Regions from separate parts of the Homo sapiens genome. Here region 2 is linked to region 1. The links are chromatin contacts, found by Hi-C or POLR2A ChIA-PET in ENCODE. All regions are on one chromosome and are shown on one strand. Each heading gives the region's core, a stretch centred on a gene start or an enhancer-like site at or near the end of the contact. The rest is flanking DNA. Distances are from core to core; before and after follow the strand shown. Region 1 holds the start of PDCD6IP-DT (PDCD6IP divergent transcript). Region 2 holds the start of WDR48 (WD repeat domain 48).

Region 1 (4,761 bases), core at 767-3,266:
TCAGTTTTAAACTCAAAGATATTATCAGTTTGGTTCACTCTTGCTAATGTTAGCTTTCCTGATTTCGTCTTGATTTCTGAAATGGTCTCATGATTTGCCTCCTTGCCTCCATTCTTTCCTTCCTCTAATTTTTTCTTTATGCATCAGCCAAGGGTGGCTACTTATTTTAACATAGAATAGCTTAATTAAAATAAACAAAAATTTTTATAAATTGTGGTAAAATAGGCCGGGTGCAGTGGCTCACGCCTGTAATCCCAGCACTTTGGGAGGCTAAAGCGGGTGGATCACTTGAGGCCAGGAGTTCGAGACCAGCCGGGCCAACATCGCGAAATCCAGTCTCTATTAAAAATACAAAAATTAGCCAGGCATGTGGTGTGCACCTGTAGTCCCAGCTACTCAGAAGGCTGAGGCAGGAGAATAGCTTGAACCTGGGAGGTGGAGGTTGCAGTGGGCTGAGATTGTGCCACTGCACTCCAGCCTGGGTGACAGAGTGAGACTCTTTCTAAAAAAAAAAAAATTGTGGTAAAATAAACTTTTACTATAATGAAAGTAGTCTATGTGCTGCAAAAGTTACAATGAAAAAGATAGGCAAACACAAAGAAAAAAATACACATTTCCACTTCCAAAGATTACCAATACTAACACCTTAGGGTATAAGCCCACTATTTTTTTAGTTGTACATAAATACATATATGTGCATTTTTAAACCAAAATGAGATGCTGTAACATACTATTTCGTGACTTGCTCTTTTCAGTTAATGATCTTTTCCATGGCAATACAGTTCTATTTTATCCAATACTCAGTCCATCTACATTCATATTTCTTTAATGGTCCTGAAAATGCATTTTATAGACAGTCTGTTCAAACCAGGATCCAATTCAAACTGTTATGTCCCTTAAATTTCTTTTCATAAAGCAGTTGCTTTTATCATGACAAATTGTTGAAGAGATGGGCCAGTTATCCTGCAGAATGTTTCACCTTCTGGATCTGTCTAGTTACTTCCTCTGGCATCATTTAGTTTGTTCATCTATCTGTTGTATTTTTTATAAACTGTGTTAGATGCAAAGGCTTGACAGATTCAAGTTAAATATTTTTGCCTGGAATATACCATGATGATACTGTATACTACATCCCATCAAAAGACAAACTATCCGATTGAGCTACAACGTGGCCTTTAAAAAATGTAAATTATAAGTGTATATAGCTTCCTCTGCATTTATTATACAATACTAAACAAATTCTTCAACTTGGACAACAAGTTTCTGAATGATTTGATGCCTGCTTACTCATCCAACTTTATTCCATCCCATTCTATTTGTTTTTAAAGGTCTTGTCACATGTTTCGTTTCTAGTCCTGAAACATGGTTAAGTGCTTGCCTCCTAGGGCCTCTGCCGCAGGCTTTTGGTTTGGAGGCTCTCCTTTGCCACTCCACCCCTCTCCACTCTTCTCCTCTTCTGATATCAAGCATCTTCTCAAATTACAGGTGTCGTTTTTAATTTATTTAAAATTTTGTTCTTTCTACAAAACAGCAACCAGAGACACAGGTTCATTTTCAGTTAACCTACTCGGAGAAAACCTACTTTATCTTATTTAAATTAGGGTCCTCCAAGCGATCTTAACATCTCCTAAGTCCCAAGCACCCTGTTTTTTTCCTGATACTTTTTCCGTTTACCTTAAGGTCTGTGTCAACCTGACAGTAAGCTGCACGATGGCAGGGGTCTTGCCTACTAGGTTCCCTGTGCACAGCAGCCCGTCAACAGTAGTTGAATAAACATCATAGGTCACAATAACCCTGGGACTGCCTCTTGGGGAGGTAGCCGCAAACTCTCGCAGGTGGCAGTGACACCAGTACTTCTCCGGGGGGTTGTTCGAGTGGAGGAATACTCTTACGTGAAAGTGCTCAGTACACCACTGCGGCAGGAAGGAGGAAGGGAAGAATTCCAGATGGGGAGAAAGTAATATTTTGCAGCACAGTACAGGGTAAACTGGGTCCAGGTGGGCGTAGCCGCCGCGACACCTTCACGTGACCGCGGACAGCTTAAGGACCCCGCATCCAGTGCGCCTGCGCTGGAGCTCCCGGAAGTTGCCGGACCCGGAACGCAGGCGGAGCGCAAGTCTGTCAGCCAGTCAGTCCGCCAGTCCGCCAGCCCAGTACCTCTCTCTCCTCGGCCCTCGTAAGCTGTCCGCGGTCTGTTTGGCCCGAACGGCGGCGGAGGCGCTGATCATGGCGACATTCATCTCGGTGCAGCTGAAAAAGACCTCAGAGGTGGACCTGGCCAAGCCGCTGGTGAAGTTCATCCAGCAGACTTACCCAAGCGGCGGGGAAGAGCAGGCCCAGTACTGCCGCGCGGCGGAGGAGCTCAGCAAGCTGCGCCGCGCCGCAGTCGGTCGTCCGCTGGACAAGCACGAGGGCGCGCTCGAGACGCTCCTGAGGTGGGCGCGGGGCTGGGAGTGGGTAGGTTGTCTGCCAGCCGTCGCTCGCCGCTCCTCTTCCCGTCTCCCCCCTTCCTTCAATCCTGTAACCTGGGCGGAGCCGCCCCGTCCCGGCCTGACCAGGCGCGTAGGTGTGGTCTGCATTCTTTGCTGGTGAGCAGGACCCGCCCTGCAGGCCCGCTGTGACTGCCCGCTTGTCCTGCCTGCACGTCTGCTCTAGCCCTTGGTCGGCGAGGGCTCCGTGGATCAGATACCTGGGAGCAGCAGTCTGCCCTGTACTGATCTCTTTTGCCACATTTACTTAGAACTAGTCTTCACTTTTTTGGGTCTCTAACTGAAGCTTCCCCTTTCGCCCCATTTTTCCATCACTGTCTTTCTTGGGCCACATTTTGATTTCATAATAGTAGTTGCTTGAAGGCAGTGGGGGAAGTGGGGGAATTGGGACACTGGACCAAATGTCTGATCAGCTCATCACATTGTCCACATGAAATGGACCGTCTTCCTCAGTTCAAAATAATCAAATGATAGATGGAGAATTCTGAAAGTTAGGAGCTACAACTATTTGAAATAAAACTCTAGTTACATAGTTGAACCGTTCAAGGTAGGTTGTTTAAAAGCAGTTTGTTCACAAACAGATATATACACAGTAGAGTAAATTTGTTATTTTAGCAAACGCTTATTTAGCTCATGCTGATTTAATGAGGGTTCCTTTCATGATACTTAATAGTTATAAGAACATTTTTTACGATTTTATAGTTAAACATTTCTTTTGCATACCTTGTTAATCTCGTTTTCTCCGTATAGTATATTCTACTTGTTTCACAGGAGAATCACAATTGTATTCCAATCCAAGTAGCAGAAACCCAGGCTAAACTAGCTTGAGCTAAGAAAAGACTTATTCTGCCGGGCGCGGTGGCTCACGCCTGTAATCCCAGCACTTTGGGAGGCCGAGGCGGGCGGATCACGAGGTCAGGAGATCGACACCATCCTGGCTAGCACGGTGAAACCCCATCTCTACTAAAAATACAACAAATTAGCCGGGCGTGGTGGCGGGTGCCTGTAGTCCCAGCTACTCGGGAGGCTGAGGCAGGAGAATGGTGTGAACCTGGGAGACGGAGCTTGCAGTGAGCCGAGATCGCGCCACTGCACTCCAGCCTGGGCGACAGAGTGAGACTCCATCTCAAAAAAAAAAAAAAAAAAAAAAAAAAGTAAGACTTATTCTGCTAACTGAAAAGTCTAGGGATATTCCTTCCTTAGCTTTAGGTATCACTGGAGATCGTCTTGCCTCCGTGATGCTTCCCTCGAAAGCTTTGTTCATGTATTGAGAGGGATGGCTGTAGTGTAATAACAATCGTCCGCAACACTCAGTATCTTACAGAAGGGAGTGCTTTTCTCCTTAGCTCTGGTGGAAGTCCATGGGAGGCTCCTGGGTTTGTTTGCACCCATTTATGATGGTGGGAAATGGGCTAAGTTAATTGCCCTTATCTGAGTCATCCAGCCGGTTTAATTTCTCCTTACCCCATGGATCAAAGCAAGATGAGTCCGGACTGGGGAAGGGTTGGTTCTCCGAAGGAAGGGGTACTGAATAGATTGCTCAGAGGAATTAAGACCCCTTGGTGTCAAATTTTAGAGCTACAACTGTTGGGCTGCAAGGATCATTAGTCTAATAGCATAAGCATTTTTTTTAAAGTTAACCTAGAAATACTTAGCCATTCTTTAGAATTAACATAATTAAACAATTTCAAGGTAATTTTTATGTAGGCATGAATAGCATTCAGTGAGGATTTTCCATTAGTAATATTAAGAAAACATAGTTGTGGTATAATGAGCCCTGTGATAAAAATCTTGTTGAATATATCAAATTTGGTTCCAGCCCTCAGATTTGGGGTCTTCAGAAGCACTTGGTGCATGGGTTTTAAGCTAACAGACATGGGAGGTTGGTGGATAATGGTTTGGATACGGTTCTCCTGTCAACTTTAAAACTTAATTCATTTGTTCCTTCCTTTATTCTTTTTACCAGACTTAAATGTGTGAACTGTTCCTAGGTAGTGGACCTGTTGTAGATATAGTCTCTTTGAAACTAACCATGTTTCTTTAGTCACCTCTGTATAATCCCCTCCTGCCACATTAATTCAACAAATATTAAGTATTTTCACTTTTTGGGCTTCTAGAGGGGTTAGGGTAAGCTTGGAGATATTACTAAAGTTTATAATGGAGGTAGGTACAAAAGTTTTGTAGGTATATACGCTGTAAAATTAGATGTGAATCAGTTGTGTGATGTTCATTCAAATCCGGCAGAATATCTTATTTTTAATAATTATGTTTG
Region 2 (4,761 bases), core at 1,435-3,934, 5.3 Mb after region 1:
CTTTCATTGCAGAGTGAATTTCTTGGTCAAAAGCAATATAGTGTTAGAGAAAATGATAGTGTCTAAAGCACTGAGTAATTCCCTAGATGGTGGTGTCAGCGGAAGTACAGTGAGCAGGGAAAGCAAATCTCAATCTAGAATAAACATATTTTAGAGAGGACAAATAAGAACTCCCTCAATGATGGGGAGGGCCAATGACCAATGGAATAGACTTGCCTACATGTGACTGGCTGACCCTCCCAGAGCATGGGGTATTGGTCACTGCTTCTGAACACCCAGCGGTGGCTTGGTGATCCCATGCATAGCTCCAATCCTGTTGCCATTGCCATTGCCATTTATTTCATGATTCTACTGAGCAGGCAGTGAGGCTGAGTTTCATCACAAAGCAGTTCATTTCATCCATATGATTCTTAAGATTTATTCTGAGAGGTCCATCACTATATCCCTTCTGGAGTCTTCCTTGTCACTAGTTCTCCAGTCTTGCTCTTTCCATGTCCTTCACAAACTGGCCAAAAAATTATCCTCTGACCCTGAATTGACCATTTCTCCTTTCAGCCAAACTGAACATCAAAACATACTGGTGAAAATTCTGCCCACTGAAAGAACTTCACTATTTCAATATTTTTCAGGTCCAAAGCAGGACTACAACATATCAATTTCTAGCAAGTACCAGTATATTGTCCAGAGCAACATACCTGTATTGTATTTTGCACATCATAGGTGCTCAATAGACACTTAAGCAATTTTTAAAATACAGACATATTATTTCCCTACCTGTATTTCAACAGCTTCCCATTGGTCTAAAAGATCCTGCTGGGTATGGCCTCTGCATACTCCTTTCACTTCTCTGTACTCTAAGCCTTGACTCTCAGTTCCTGTAATGTTCCATGCTCTCTCCTGCTACAAGACCTTTGCTCAGACTGTTCCCTCTCCTTGCCTAGTTAACTCTTGACTCAAGATACTTCCTGTCTTACAATCATCTTTCTTCATAGTACTTATCTCTGTATTAATTCCTGTCTCATCCTGGGACTCTAAGTTCTATGACTATGTGCACTCACCACTGATTCCCCAACACCTAATATAGTGCCTGGCATATATGATATGCTAAATAATATTTTGTTAAATGAATGAATACATGAATCAGTGAATGAATAAGCCTGTAATGATGCAGTAATTTACCTATAAGTTATCACTGCCAGTTTTGCTTAAGAAGCTTTCTGCCATCACAATTTTTACTCATCTAATTCACATTTCTTTATTAATTTAAGAAGTATTTGTCAAGACAACTTTTCTAAGCATTACTTATATACTAGCACTATGCAACAGAAATTTGTGACCACATATGTAATTTTAAATATTCTAATATCCATGACAAAATTAATAAATTTTATTTAGCCTAATATACCCCCAAACATCATTTCAACATGAAATCAATACAAAAAATTATTAATGAGATATTTTACATTCTTTTCTTCAAACTAGTCTTTGAAATTTGGGGGTAGTTTACAATTACATATCTCAACTGGAACTAGCTATATTTCAAGTGCTCAAGAGCCACAAATGACTAGCAGATACATCATATGCTATATCCCACAGTGTAGTTCTATAGGATTCACTTTCACTAGAGAGGGTCTGATCACCCTCAGCTCTTATAATTAGTGGTCAGGAAAACCACCTTAAGTCAAACCTAACTGTTCCAGTATAAGAGATGATTTAAACTAGAATTGTCTCTGGGAACAATTTTAGCTGGTGTACCGTTTTCGCCTTCCTATAACATCTTTTTGTCTTGTTTTTTTTTTTTAAACTTTTAAGTTCAGGGGTACAAGTGCAGGTTTGTTATATAGGTAAACTTGTGTCACGGGTGTTTGTTGTACAGGCTATTTTGTCACCCAGGTATTAAGCCTAGTACCCATTAGTTATTTTTCCTGATCCTCGCCCTCCTCCCACCCTCCACCCTCCGAAAGGCCCCAGTGTGTGTTGTCCCCCTCTTTTGTGTCCATGTGTTCTCATCATTTAGCTCCCACTTATAAGTGAGAACGTGCGGTATTTGGTTTTCTGTTCCTTTGTTAGTTTGCTTAAGGATAAGGGCCTCCAGCTCCATCATGTCCCTACAAAGGACATGATCTCGTTCTTTTATGGCCCCACTTTTTATCCTTTTAATTTAAACGGATTCTTTGCTCCCCCTGAAGATGGAGGCCACCTCCTTTGCAAGGACTTCTATCTCTCCCCCTTTGAGGCCACGACATAATTCTCCGCATTTTTAGGTACTTAACAGTAAATCACTTGGTTCACTTGGTTCTCCTGCCTGCCTAGGAAAGGTCAGGAGATGGTCCAGCGCCATGTCTAGCACTGTTAATTCTTTCAGTGCTTTCGTTTTGCTTGGGCCTCTCGGGGAGGGCGCGGAAAAGAGCGCAAGCCAGGGTCTAGGACCACACAAGTGAATTCGTGTTGCTCCCTCAGCCCTGAAAAGTGGCTCTCTCCCCATCAGCATTATACTTGCACAGTGGTTTTGTTTTTAGGTGCATCTACCTCATCACATGGCTACCGGCCACACAGCAACTAACAGCACCGAGGAAACACAACAGCCTGTTTACCTTCAGCCCCGCCACTAACCCTTGGCCAAAGGGAAAGGGGCAGGACATCCTCCCGCTCTGAGCCACCTCCGGAAGTGACGTCGGAGTGTCAACATGCAAGATGGCGGCCCATCACCGGCAGAACACAGCAGGGCGGAGGAAAGTGCAGGTATGGAAGCCCGGTTCCTCGGTCTTCCGGACGCGGCCGGCAGCTCCGGGCCCACTCCAGCTAGAAGGTGCCCGGCGCCACGACCAGCTGGGGTAGCGGCATGGGGCGAACGGGGCGGGGCGCGGCCGGCCACGAGGGGTGGGGCCGCGGCGCTAACGGCTTGAGGAAGGGGCGGGGGTCGGCTTGCTTGGCCCTTGGGGCCCAGGCCCGGGACCCTCGTGGGCGGCATTCTGAGCCCGGGATTGCTTGTCGCCGCTCTTCTGTAGGAGTGGACTTGCGGGGTCGGGATAGGCTCGTTCCCCGCCCACTTGCCTCCCCCTTGCCCTGTCTTTCTTCGAAGCGCTCTGCCCTCGCTGCGTCGGAGCCGAGGCCTCCAGGGGTTTCCCAGGGGGGTGGGCGTTGGAGGAGTGAGCGGCTTGTGCGGGGGCGTGGCGAGGCGGCGGAGCGCCAACGGCCCTGCGGGGTTTCTGCTGAGGATTCCGCACTTGGGAGCCCCCAGCCCTCTCTTATGTGGGAGCTGTCCCCTGGGTAGGTTTAAGTGACATAAGAATGTGCGTGGGGAAATTATAATTTTAATTGTTTTGGTATTTAAGTTCCTCTTCACCATTTCTTCATCTTAAGTGTGCATCGCTGAATCTGTCTTTATTGTTTGTGTAATTTATTGTCCATGTGGTAAAGAGTTGTCTAATCTTACCGTGTGTGTCTTGTGCCTTATGCCTTTGTGAATTCACTTTTGTTTGCGGTTACGCTTAAGAGTTACTGCCACTTCGGGGAACATCACACACCGGGGCCTGTCGGGGGCTGGGGGCGCTAGGGGAGGGATAGCATTAGGAGAAATACCTAATGTAAATGACGAGTTGATGGGTACAGCAAACCAGCATGGCACACGTATACCTATGTAACAAACCTGCACGTTGTGCACATATATCCTAGAACTTAAAGTATAATAATAATATTAAAAAATAGTTATTGCCACTTAATATTTTCAGTGATGCAGGGAATAAAAGCCCTCTTACAGGTGTTTGCCTGCAGGTATATTGTATGTGGTAGTGGCAGTTTGGTGCATTTATTCATTAAACATTTACCTAGCACTTAGGGTGGCCCCCAAAGGGGAAAAGGGATTGAAAGGGTGTAGAAATAATTAACACCTAGGCTTTCTTTATAAAACACAGCATTATATGGAGTTCTGCGGGTTGAAATCAAGTGTCAGATAAAGGTAGTTAGATGAAGGGGTCCTTCAGTAAGGTAATCCCAGCAGAAGGTGGTAGGCCATAAAGTCTTCTGATTAGTTCACATCTTGGTTTTATTGATCTCACTGATCAGTACAGTGTCTTAAGCACTCACTGGATGTTTGTTGAAATGAGTGAAATTAATAAGTCTAAACTCACCCTATTAGGTGTTTTTCAGTGCATTAGTGATAGGATTTAAGTATCACCAGCATCCAAGGCAGGTAGTGAGAATGTCTCCTTGGGACTGAAATATAACTCAAAAAGTAACCCGATTGTATTATAGACTCTATGGTGGTGTACATCTTAGGAGAGTAAGGGTAGTTAATCAGGCCTTTCAGTTTATTGCATTAAGACTTAAAACTCCTATTACTGCAGTGTGTTCCCTGCTTGCTTCCTTCCCAGGCCTGCCCACTCCCAAAATGCATGCAATAAAGTATATATATTTTAAAAAGACTTACAAGGCAATTGTACTAGTATGGGATGGAGAAAATGTAAATTAACTGCAGCAGGTTTGGAAAAACAGTGTTCCAATAGGCTGAATGTGAGCCAGTGCACGTAGAATGAGGCAGGTGATAGATAATTCCACTTTTCACTGGTCAAAGTACAAAATTAGAGTTTGGTGTTCAGCACTTAGGACCTTGTTCTTCATAGGTAGCAATCAGATTGGTGAACTGACTTGAAATTATTTCCTATGAAGAACTTTTGAAAGAGCTGTCTTAGATTAACCTGCTGAAGAGAAGATTCAGGGAACTTTCGGAATTTGTCCCTAAGGTATAGAAGCAGCCTGAGA

Evidence for each region. A loop is a pair of places that touch in the nucleus more often than their neighbours do. ChIA-PET counts read pairs that join two places held with the same protein, here RNA polymerase II (POLR2A). Pooled maps may share reads with other maps.
Region 2: a map of naive thymus-derived CD4-positive, alpha-beta T cell shows a loop between it and region 1 (8-fold over the local background). The contact joins the promoter of WDR48 here to the promoter of PDCD6IP-DT in region 1. A Hi-C loop is called at or near these places in 1 of 168 maps with a recorded cell type or tissue (naive thymus-derived CD4-positive, alpha-beta T cell) and 8 of 50 pooled maps. POLR2A ChIA-PET finds 5 or more read pairs at or near these places in 1 of 52 experiments (MCF 10A).

The regions. Positions count from the first base shown.
Region 1 is chr3:33,796,503-33,801,263 of GRCh38, forward strand. It overlaps PDCD6IP-DT (PDCD6IP divergent transcript), which reads right to left and starts at 2,017. Exons shown (of 2, transcript NR_183731.1): 1 at 1,893-2,017; 2 at 1-1,520. PDCD6IP (programmed cell death 6 interacting protein) reads left to right here and starts at 2,128. Exons shown (of 18, transcript NM_013374.6): 1 at 2,128-2,435. The coding sequence starts at 2,227. RefSeq lists enhancers at 1,995-2,344, 2,291-2,824.
Region 2 is chr3:39,049,332-39,054,092 of GRCh38, forward strand. It overlaps WDR48 (WD repeat domain 48), which reads left to right and starts at 2,685. Exons shown (of 19, transcript NM_020839.4): 1 at 2,685-2,742. The coding sequence starts at 2,695. SCN11A (sodium voltage-gated channel alpha subunit 11) reads right to left here and starts at 2,613. Exons shown (of 30, transcript NM_001349253.2): 1 at 2,530-2,613. RefSeq lists enhancers at 1,846-2,718, 2,389-2,478, 2,489-2,538, 2,559-2,748 and a silencer at 2,789-2,888.